2 separate regions of the Homo sapiens genome follow, and region 2 is linked to region 1. A link is a loop called in an ENCODE intact Hi-C map of the cell type or tissue named here. Cell type or tissue: tibial artery. All regions are shown on one strand. Links, peaks and the distances in the headings refer to the core of each region. The heading gives the core; the rest is flanking DNA.

What was found. Hi-C counts contacts between places; a loop is a spot of excess contacts. Peaks named below come from ENCODE experiments on the same cell type or tissue, not always from the same donor. Only the 100,000 strongest peaks of a DNase experiment are listed, where the experiment ranks them.
Region 2: it touches region 1 in a loop (6-fold over the local background); 9 of 110 quality-filtered maps call a loop at or near these places.

The regions. Positions count from the first base shown.
Region 1 is chr20:38,034,900-38,040,278 of GRCh38, reverse strand. The region is part of intron 1 of RPRD1B (regulation of nuclear pre-mRNA domain containing 1B); the gene reads right to left. It overlaps LOC124904898 (a long non-coding RNA gene), which reads right to left. Exons shown (of 2, transcript XR_007067579.1): 1 at 4,874-5,379; 2 at 2,172-2,820. Among named protein-coding and RNA genes, the nearest start is that of RPRD1B, 3.8 kb to the right of the region's middle. In tibial artery, for the core only: no CTCF peak of the experiment used is centred there; no DNase peak of the experiment used is centred there; H3K4me3 peaks cover 227 bases; H3K27ac peaks cover 75 bases.
Region 2 is chr20:38,423,343-38,428,721 of GRCh38, reverse strand. SNHG17 (small nucleolar RNA host gene 17) reads left to right here. Exons shown (of 8, transcript NR_185934.1): 4 at 2,219-2,303; 5 at 2,670-2,787. SNORA71B (small nucleolar RNA, H/ACA box 71B) reads left to right here and starts at 3,392; the gene lies at 3,392-3,527. SNORA71A (small nucleolar RNA, H/ACA box 71A) reads left to right here and starts at 1,279; the gene lies at 1,279-1,416. RefSeq lists an enhancer at 2,382-2,681. In tibial artery, for the core only: no CTCF peak of the experiment used is centred there; a DNase peak (open chromatin) is centred at 2,451.

The DNA.
Region 1 (5,379 bases), core at 145-5,144:
TTTGGGAATACCATTTCGGAAAAAAAAAAAAGAAAAAGAAAAAGAATGGGCCATCTTCATTGCTGTGTTGTTTAAACCAGGGTAATTAATTGATAGTAAAAATTAAGATAATCCAAAGAGAATTCCTAAAGGATAAGCAGTCAGTGTTAATGTTGAAACTAGGGCTTTTATTTATTCTACTGCAAAAATGAGCAACTTCTAACTCACTTTTAATTATCAAATATTTCAGAATGAAAGACTGAGTTGGCCGGACGCAGTGGCTCATGCCTGTAATCTCAGCACTCTGGGAGGACGAGGTGGGTGGATCATTTGAGGTCAGGAGTTTGAGACCAGCCTGGCCAACATGGTGAAACCCTACCTCTACTAAAGATACAAAAATTAGCCGGGTGTGATGGTGGGCACCTGTAGTCCCAGCTACTCAGGAGGCTGAGGCAGGAGAATCGCTTGAACCCAGGAGGTGGAGGTTGCAGTGAGCCGAGATTGCACTACTGTACTCCAGCTTGGGCAATAGAGCAAGACTCTGTCTCAAAAAAAAAAAAAAAAGACTGAGTTAGGTTTCAATTTTAAAATGGTTTCGCCGAGCGTGGTGGCTCATGCCTGTCATCCCAGCACTTTTGGAGGCCGAGATGGACGGATCACCTGAGGTCGGGAGTTTGAGACCAGCCTGACCAACGTGGAGAAACCCCGTCTCTACTAAAAATACAAAATTTGCCTGGCGTGGTGGCACATGCCTGTAATCCCAGTTACTCAGGAGGCTGAGGTGGGAGAATCGCTTGAATCCGGGAGGTAGAGGTTGTGGTGAGCCTAGATCATGCTGTTGCACTCCAGCCTGGGCAACAAGAGCAAAACTCCGTCTCAAAAAAAAAAAAAAGGTTTCTTGTAATTTTGCTCCTAAACTGAGAATTTCTCTGATACTCCAATAACCATAATCAATAATATAGAAGAATCTCTAGGTGCACCAATAGATATTAGCTCAAATACAAGTATACATTAACACTACACTCTTATTGAAAATTTACACACGTGTGAAATCTAGATATGCAAAATTAGGGCTTTCACAAAAACCATAATTCTCTCTTATTTATATGAAATGTGGTTATTCCCTATTACTCTATATGGTATCATATATTAAACCATAAAAACCTCGTGCAATATGTCTGAGTTACAGTTGCTTTGGGGAACATTACTGAATTCCCTGGCTTCTATGCACATAATTTCTCAACTATAAAGTTACATCCCTACAATTTTTGGTTCCAATTTTCTTTTAAAAGAAATAAATAAGAACATAATTAGATGTTTCAAAACACAAAGTTTTCTCCAATGCTAAAGTACCTGAAAAACACAAGCTCTTTATCAACCTTAACACACCTGAGTAACTCTATTTCTCTCTGAAACCAGTTGTTTCTTTTGAAATGTACAAAGCATTGATATGTCTGACATAGCAGGCATAAGATCTGACATTTTAAAATGTAGCTACAGGAGGCTGGGCACAGTGGCTCACGCCTGTAATCCCAGCACTCCGGGAGGCCAAGGCAGGTGGATCACCTGAGGTCACGAGATCAAGGCCATCCTGGCTAACATGGTGAAACCTTGTCTCTACTAAAAATACAAAAAATTAGCCAGGCGTGGTGGCGGGCGCCTGTAGTCCCAGCTACTCAGGAGGCTGAGGCAGGACAATGGGGTGAGCCCAGGAGGCGGAGCTTGCAGTGAGCCGAGATCACACCACTGCACTCCAGTCTGGGTGACAGAGCAAGACTCTGTCTCAAAAAAAAAAAAAAAAAAAAAAAACAAAACAAAAAAAATCAGCCGGGCGTGGTGCCAGGCGCCTGTAAACCCAGCTACTTGGGAGGCTGAGGCAGGCGAATCACTTGAACCTGGGAGGCGGAGGTTGCAGTGAGCCGAGATCGCGCCAACTGCACTCCCACCTGGGTGACAGAGTAAGAGACTCCGTCTCAAAAAAAAAAAAAAAAATGTAGCTACAGGAGAGTAACCCAAGTTAAAAACATGATTTTAATAGCACATTACAGTTTAAACTGATGAAACTGATGTCTTAAATGCTCATAAAATTAAATATGGATACCCTGAATTGTCTTAACCTTCTGGTAATAACCTAGTTTAGATGGCCAACTGATAAGAATACTAGGAACCTGGAGCTTTCTTCAACTTTCTAATTATTATTCAAAAGCAGAACAAAAGTGTCAGTAGTTACAATATCTACTGTTGCTACAAAGGTATGATTATGGCAAAACGTGCTTTTTTGTTAAAGCAAACCTTGCTCTGCAAAGTTGATGTAAGTGAAACTACTACACCTATAATCCCATGCAAGTTAGCAGATTCGAAAGCAAAACAGAACTTCAACAAAGCAAATTTCATTAAGTGAAGCTTTAAAATTCCATACACTTTATGTTGAAAAAAAAAAAACCTAGAATCCATATTGTAAAATGTCAGTGTGGACATTCAAGACCTGATATATACTTCTCAGTAGACAAACAAGGTATCTAAGGGGCTTGAGACCCAAGGTTTTCACTGTTTACAATGCCAATTAATTTTCATCACCCCAGAACTTAACAATGGGGATTTATTTAGGATAAACTGTATCCCTCCATATTCAACATCCTCAACAGTCAACATAAGCACCATGTGTGTCAAGGTGATATGACAAAACCCTAGAGCTCTTGAGCACACACAGTCACAATACACACAACATGCACACCCCTCCATCCCAATCCTGGGGGACAACTCACTTGTTCAGATGTCCTTCCTATACGACAGAAATAGGTCCTTTCACTCACTACCCATGTCCATTCCAAACTGGTCAAACTAGTTGTTGAGTAAAATTTAAACAACTGGTTAATCAAAACTTTTCACTTGTTTGGCTGGTTTTGACATCTACAGAAAGTCTTAAAGTAATTCTGCAATAAAAGCCCATTACCTACATTCAGGCCAAGATACAAAACACCATTAAAAACATTCATTTAGGAGCACTTTACACCAAAACTAGTCCATAAAGAAGGGGAGACGTTCTACTTAGAACAGAGCTCAAATGGGATAAATTAAAAATTATTCCTAGAAAATGGAAAGACAACACATCAGGAATAGAAGTATTTAAGCAAGAAAAAAAGTTAATTTTTATAAATCTCATATATTTTGAAGGCAACTCAGAGACAGTCTGTGAGCATCTCAGCTACGGAAAATGACTTCACCCTAGGTAGAACCTACAGGGCTAATCAATCTGAACATTAGGGCACAGAATCCTTTTCTTTCAGTGTGGGGGCATTTTCAGTTCATGAAATAAGCCTGGATATTCGGAAGCTAGGTATTGATGCTTGGAAGAGCATCTTTTTTTAACTCTGCACTGTCCAGTAAGTTAGCCACTAGCCACGTGTGGCTATTGGAACACCTGAATTGCAGCTGGTAAAAACTGGAAACTAAATTTTCAATTCTATCTACTTAAAACTTTAGTTCCTTAGTCACACATTTTAAGTGCTCCATAGCCACATATACCAAGCGGCTACCTGTTGGATGGCACAGATAGAAAACATTGCTATTATCACAGAAAATTGTATTAGATAGCGCTGTTTATATCCTTTATGCTGCTATCATAGAAAGTTGTATTGGATAGCGCTGTTTAGATCCTTTACTCAACCACGAAAATTCTATCAGAGACCATGATTTAATTCCTATTTTTAAACTATATAACAGGCACCACGCGATATCCTGTGGTGTTGCAAATAAACAAGAAGGTCTAGTTCCTCTCTCAAAACATAATCTAATGACAAAGATGTAACCAGTTCAAATGAACAGCTAGTAGGAACAAATTAAATGCTAAACTGGTATGATGGGGTGGGAGGCACTCATTAATTCTAATAAATGAAAGCACCACAGTTTGATTGCAGTCAGGTGACCACCTTCACTTATTAAATGCATTGAGGCACTGAGTACATGAAAAAGAACACATTTTGGCATCAGGCAGCCCTGGGCTCATGTCCTAGCTGTATGTCTGTGGACAAGGCACTTAATCCCTCTATACCTTTATCATCTCATCTATAAAATGAGGATAATAATGCTAGCCTACTTGCAACATAAGGCTTTACCACGTAAGATTAGGGATAACGGAGCTTCATACACAAATGTACTCTCTAATTTGCTTTTTTTCAGTAACTCAACTAGGGTGAGGCAAGGAATCAAGAAAGTGTCACAAAAGAAGTGACACTTGGCCAGGCGTGGTGGCTCACACCTGTAATACCAGCACTTTGGGAGGCCGAGGCGGGGGCATCACAAGGTCAGGAGATCAAGACCATCCTGGCTAACACAGTGAAACCCCATCTCTACTAAAAATACAAAAAATTAGCTGGGTGTGGTGGCGGGCCCCTGTAGTTCCAGCTACTCGGGAGGCTGAGGCAGGAGAATGGCATGAACCCGGGAGGTGGAGCTTGCAGTGAGCTGAGATCGCACCACTGCACTTCAGCCTGGGTGACAGAGCGAGACCCCCATCTCAAAAAAAAAAAAACAAAAAAAATGACACCTGAGATGGACTTTAACTGCCTCTTGAGGTCCCACCCAATAGAATTCTGTACAGTGGCAATTCACATTTCAGCACACTCTTCAAATAATTTCTGAATGGCACAGTGGGGTACATGAAGAAGGCCCCATAAACTCCAGGCTCTACCTCTTCCCGGAACTGCCCGAAGGGCTGAGGGGATCCCTATCTCAGTACAGTACGCGATATTTGGGGGCAGTCCCTGCTAAAGGGCTAGAACTGGGTCTCCTGAAAAAAATCATGAAGATTTTGGTGTTTGCCAGCCTGTTGTAGTCTGAGCCTGTTCAGTTCGAAAGCCTTGAAAATACCACTTAGCCACTTCAGTTTCCTCACCTGTAGAGCAGGACATCTGTGGTGTCCCCAACTCACAGATAGTATAGAACACTTGTAAAGCCACTTCGCTATAAAGGCCTACCACATATAGGGTGTCTGGAGCAGCTCTGAGCTTCATTTCTTCAGTCTTCCATTATGAAACTCATCCGGGAGTGTAGGTGTCCATCTTTCCCCACCAGACTGTAAGCAACTTGAAGGTAAAGACCATGCCTCACAGTGAGTAATCAAAAGTCTCATCTCACCATAATCTGCTGAATGCCTACACTGTGCCTCACCCCATGCTAAATGTTCATTTGGATTATCCCGTTTACTCCTCACCACGAGATGAGTCTCAGTTTTTCCTCTTCTGCAAAGTTCCTACTTCATAGGGCTCCGAGAATTTTTTTTAATGGCAATGTATGTAAAGATATCAGTACTGCACTTCGCATGTAATAAAGACATAGTAAATTTCAGTTATCCATTCTGTAGATAAGAAAATTAAGGCACAGACAGGTTAAGTTGCTGGG
Region 2 (5,379 bases), core at 275-5,274, 390 kb before region 1:
TGCTGGAGAAACAGCACATCCCAAGATCATCATGGCCCCAGCATCCTCTTGAACTTAGTAACAGTTGGCCTGACAGATGAAGCGGATATCATCCCTGCCTTAGAAGTTCTCTAGCCCCTTTCTTAGAGATAAGCTGCTATTTCATTCCTAAAAGAAGTCATGGCTGTTCAGGTGAGAAGAACGGTTTAGTCAGCATCTATGCAACACTGTAGAGATGCTTAGTGAGAGGTGTTGCAGGAGAGTGGCAGACCGCAGGGCCCGAGGTAAGGTTTCTTGTCCATCTCTGGAATTTTGGCTTTTTGCACCCTGTAAAGTCACGTCCCCTTTTTTTCTGGTGCTTTGGTGGTGACGTAGGGAGAGGTGAGGATGAGAAGAGGAGCCATGTCCTATGGATTCCCAGATCCAGACTCCTCTTCCCTGGGAAAGCTGGATTGGAGCTGGCCCCTCCTTCTGTGCCTTCAGGGGCTGTGGAGGAGGAGGCCCCTGCAGGGAGCTGCCTGGGGCGAGCGCTGGGGGCTTTTCCTGCAGTGCATTAGCAGCATGTCATAATGGAAAGTGGCTGGATTTCTTTCCAGTTGTAATCAATGGTTAAGATTTAACCTAGCAACATTGTAGGGGTACACAGCCAAATGATTCAGGAAAAAAGATGCAGGTTGAGTCTGGAGGAATCCCTGTGCCAGCTTCCTCATGCTCCCTCCCTCTCTCAGAAATCACATGGAACCCATTCTCCCCTCAGCAGTGAAAATGCATTCAGCCTGTGTGCAGTGTTTCTGCCCAGGGAAGCCCAGTAGGGCCTCCATGCCCGGGGTGTTTACTGGGATCTGGTTATGTAGACACCACCTGCCTAGCACGCACCAAAATTCCAGACTTTCAGGAAAACAGGTGCCTGTGCCACATTATTTGCACGGAGAGACTGTGTCCAGTGAACGGTTCTGATCAGTAAACTGTTGACTAGGAACATCCCGAGAGCCAAGTTCCCAGATGCCAGCCAAGGGCCATCTGACCTGTTTTGAATCTCAATTTCCTGATACAGAAAACAAAGGTAGGGCATAATTGATTTTTACAGACGTGACCCCATGATCCTGCTCTCTAGTCCCCAGATTTTTCCAGGGCTTTTGTCAGAGGTGTTTCCCCTTTGATTCCCCTTGGTGGTTAGGTTTTATGGGATTTTACAGGACAGATGGCAGCTGCAGGAGTCTTGTACTGTCCCTGACTTGGGTCATCCCACAGGCCCTGGCACCATCCTCCTGCCCTTCCTGGCTCTCCTGTCTGTTTCTGCTCCTGCATCCGAAAGTGATCATAGGCTGCCTGTGCCTAGGTCATTGATAGTGCAGGGAGAGGAACGCTGAAAGAGGTTGTCCCCGTGTTTGGAGGGTCCACCCTATCCCATCCGAACCCTGAAGCTTTCACACAACTCCTGTTGCTCTCCTGCCAGCCCTTGAGGAGTCCGGCGCTTGCTTGGCTGCCACATGAAAGTCAGTGCGGGGGGGCATCATGCTTAAGTCTTTCTCAGCTTGACCTCTCTTTGCAGAAACCAGGCTCTGTGTTCTGAGGGGTAGATCAGGAAGGGAATGTGATATGTAATGAGTCATGGTGTGTCGCAGTGGATAGCACAGTTTCGAATAAGTGCAATATTGGCATATAAACATGAGGGAGACTTTGAGGTTGGGGTGAGCAGGGCTGACCCCGTGTGTGTGTGTGTGTGTGTGTGTGTGTGTGTGTGTGTATGTGTAACTTGGGGACAGGATAGGGTAGCATCTTTACATCTTTACATGTCATTGGCCTGGAATAGGGGGTCCTGAAGGGTTTGTCGTAAGAAAGAGAAAGTGCTCATTGCTGCAAGGGGAGCACAGCCGGGTTCTGAGAGGCAAAACACTTCCCTCACTTCCCACCCAAGAGTTTCGCCTGTTCTCTCGACCCTCTGAGGTGTGCATTGGTGTCACTCACTGGCCACCATTCCAGCTCTTAATTCCTCTGCCTTTTGTGCTGGCCTTTGGGGCTCCCCTGAGGATGACTGGTTCTCAGGTTGCCCCTGGAGGAATGGGTGGAGTTGTAAGATCAGGAATAAAGCTAGAGAGGGAGGACCAAGGGGAAGTCACTGATGCAGCCGCCGTCTAGCCCATCCCACCCCGATTGAGAGGTCGCTTTTTCCTGTTGAACATGTTGGATAGTGGAATGTGTTATAAGAAGTGATATGTGTGGCTTCTTGTCATTGCAGGATTGTCAGCTGACCTCTGTCCTGTGTGCCCAGTGGCCCCAGGTGACGTGTCTTCAAGAAGAGGCTGAGCTGCGGTGCTTGTAAGGTATGAATCCTGGGTGCTTCTCTAGAGAATGCACTGGTGTTCAGGCCGCAAGGACGAAGGCTTTGAGGTCACTAGAGGGGAGGCAGAGGCTGCTTCCCATTGCTTGCTCTTCCACTGAGGCCCACAGGGACATGTGACACCCTCTTTTCCTCGAACTCTGCGACTCCACTGTGTGAATCACGGTGGGGCTTACAGAGCTCCCCTTGGGCTCTGAGTCATCCTAGTGTGGATTGGCATAGTTTGTTGAAGTGGGAGGAGTACTGCATTTTGGAGGCAGGCAATTAGCTAGTGGTTTTCTCTGGACTTGGTGGCGATCCTTGTTATGAAGTGATTTATGGATTTTTTTTTTTTTTTTTTTTTTTTGAGGCAGGGTCTCATTCTGTCACCCAGGCTGGAGTGCAGTGGTGCAATGATGGCTCACTGCAGCCTCGACCTGGGCTCAAGTGATCCTCCACCTCAGCTTCCTGAGTAGCTGGGACCACAGGTACGTGCTGCTGCACCCAGCTAATTTTTAGAAATTTTTTGTAGAGGCGGAGTCTCACCATGTTGCTTGGGCTCGTTTTGAATTCCTGGGCTCAAGCAATCCTTCCACCTTGGCTTCCCAAAGTGCTGGGATTATGGATAGTAAGTCCAGGCCTGGCCGACGTGTGGATAGTATCACACAATCCCTGACTTCCTAATCCAGTGAATTCTCAACATTTCACCCAGAGTTGATCTTCCATCTCATTCTCTTATGAGGGAAGCATTTGAGTAGTGGTTCTCAAACTGTGGTCCCAGAACCAGGTACCATCAGTATTACTTGGGAACTTGTAAGAAGTGCAAGTTCTTAGCCCTGTCCCAACCTACTACATCAGAAGTTTTGGATCTGGAGCCAGCAATCTGGCTTAACATGGTCTCCAGGTGATTCGTATTCATGCTAAAGTTTGGGAAATCAAACCATGTTAGAAATCTTTGGGAATCAGAAGCAGCTGCTGCAATTCTAGGCTGCAAATCTGGTCACTGACTTGTTTCCAGGTCTCTTAGTTTGGGCCCTTCCTAAGCTGCTGTCAGTGCCTCCCCTCTCAACTCACTCACTGCCCTATTTTGTCCCTGTATTCGAAAGTGATCGTGGGCTGCCTTTGCCCTGGTCATTGATAGTGCAGGGAGAGGAATCAATGAAAGCGCTTCCCCGTGTTTGAAGGGTCCACTCCTATCCCTTCCAAACTCTGGAGCTTTCGTACATGCCTTTATTCTCACCAGTGATGTTACCTCCTGGTACCTGGTTGTCGTGCCAGACCCCTGTTTACCTCATTAGGGATGGCACCAGGTTCAACAGGCCGGAGAAGAGACCTGGAGCCAGTGAAGGAAACAGGGTTTATCTGGGGAACTTGAGGGCAGTCAGCAGTCTAGTGGTGGGGGGCTGGATGGGGGCACCTCATCCACTTGTAAAATGCATGCAGATTATATAGCACCTTCCCCCAGTAACCTCCACATGGCAACCCTCATTTCCTAAGAAGCTATTGTTACATGCATCTACCATACACTGGTGCTGTATGGTTCATTGAGTGTCCCTTGTGCCTAGCATGGGACTCAGAGGCTCCTGTCAAAGGACAGTGAAGCAGGGACCTGCCACACTGAGTTTATGTCTCTGAGCTAGTTTTGGAGCCACAGTAGTGGTTACCCCTTCCTAGAGCTCCCCCCAGAAGCTCTCTCTGCCTCCCCATCACACTCCTTCCCACCTCTCAGCACTGGTCACACTGTCTGGGAATTGTTGGTTTGCTTCTCCTGCCCACTGTGCTGTGAGCTTCCTCAGGGCAGTGCCTCTGTCTTGTTTCACATGGTGCCTGGTAACTGACATGTAGCACCTGGACAAACAGTAAATGAGAAGACACATTGTTGTAAGGTGACAAGGCTTATCCCATTGAGCAGTGCTGGGGTTAAAAATGTCCTAGAACAAGCCAGCTGTTACAGTCCACCTTCAGTCCTGGCTGTGAGGAGCGTCCATGGTCTACCAGAGGTGGATTTTCCTTCTGGCCTTAGATTAAGGTGGCAAGGGCTAGAGTAGTAATCGGGGGAGACAATATGCTATAGGTATAGTCAGATGTATGAATGCAGCTCTTACACACTAGATGGTAGGTGCGGGGCTCTCCCACCCCACCTGTTCATTACCCATCCCAGGTCTGTGCTGATCACTGCCAGGCATGGCCTGCTCCAAAAGCCTTCTTGCCTTGGCATCCTTTTTTTCTTTTTTTTTTAATTTTTTTTTTTTTGAGACCCAGTCTTGCTCTGTTGCCCAGGCTGGAGTGCAGTGGTGCAAACACGGCTCACTGCAGCCTCTGCCTCCTGGGTTCAGTGATTCTCATGCCTCAGCCTCCGAGTAGCTGGGATTAAAGATGTGCATCACCACGCCCAGCTAATTTTTGTATTTTTAGTAGAGATGGGGTTTCACCATGTTGGCCAGGCTGGTCTCGAAGTCCTGGCCTTATGTGATACAAATAATTGGGACAGCCTCCCAAAGTGCTGGGATTACAAGCGTGAGCCACCACACCCAACCTGTTTTTAAAATGTTTATTGTCTATATTTGAGTTTACAACATGATGTTATAGAATAATGGGACAGATATAGATAGCACAGTGGTTACTATGGTGAAGCCGATGAGCATGTCTGTTATCTCACATAGTCACCGTTTTTAGTGTGTGTGAGGAGCAGCTGAAACCTGCTTCACAGAAATCCCTTATGTTGTGCGTGAGCCCTCTAGACTTACTCATCCTGTATATCTGCTACTTGGTGTCCTTTGGCCTACATCTCCCTATTTCCTTCAGCTCCTGCCCATGGTAATTACCATTTTATTCTCTATCTTTGTATGCTTGACCTTTTTTTTTTTTTTTTAACATTGCACACATAAGTGAGATATGCACTGTTTGTCTGTGTCTAGCTTATTTCATTTAACATAATATCCTCCAGGTCCATCCATGTTGTGGCAAATGACAGGATCTTTCTCTATCTTTTTCTTTTTTTTGGTTGAGACAGGGTCTCCCTCTGTCACCCAGGCTGAAGTTAAGCCCAGGAGACAGAGGTTGCAGTGAACTGTGTTTGC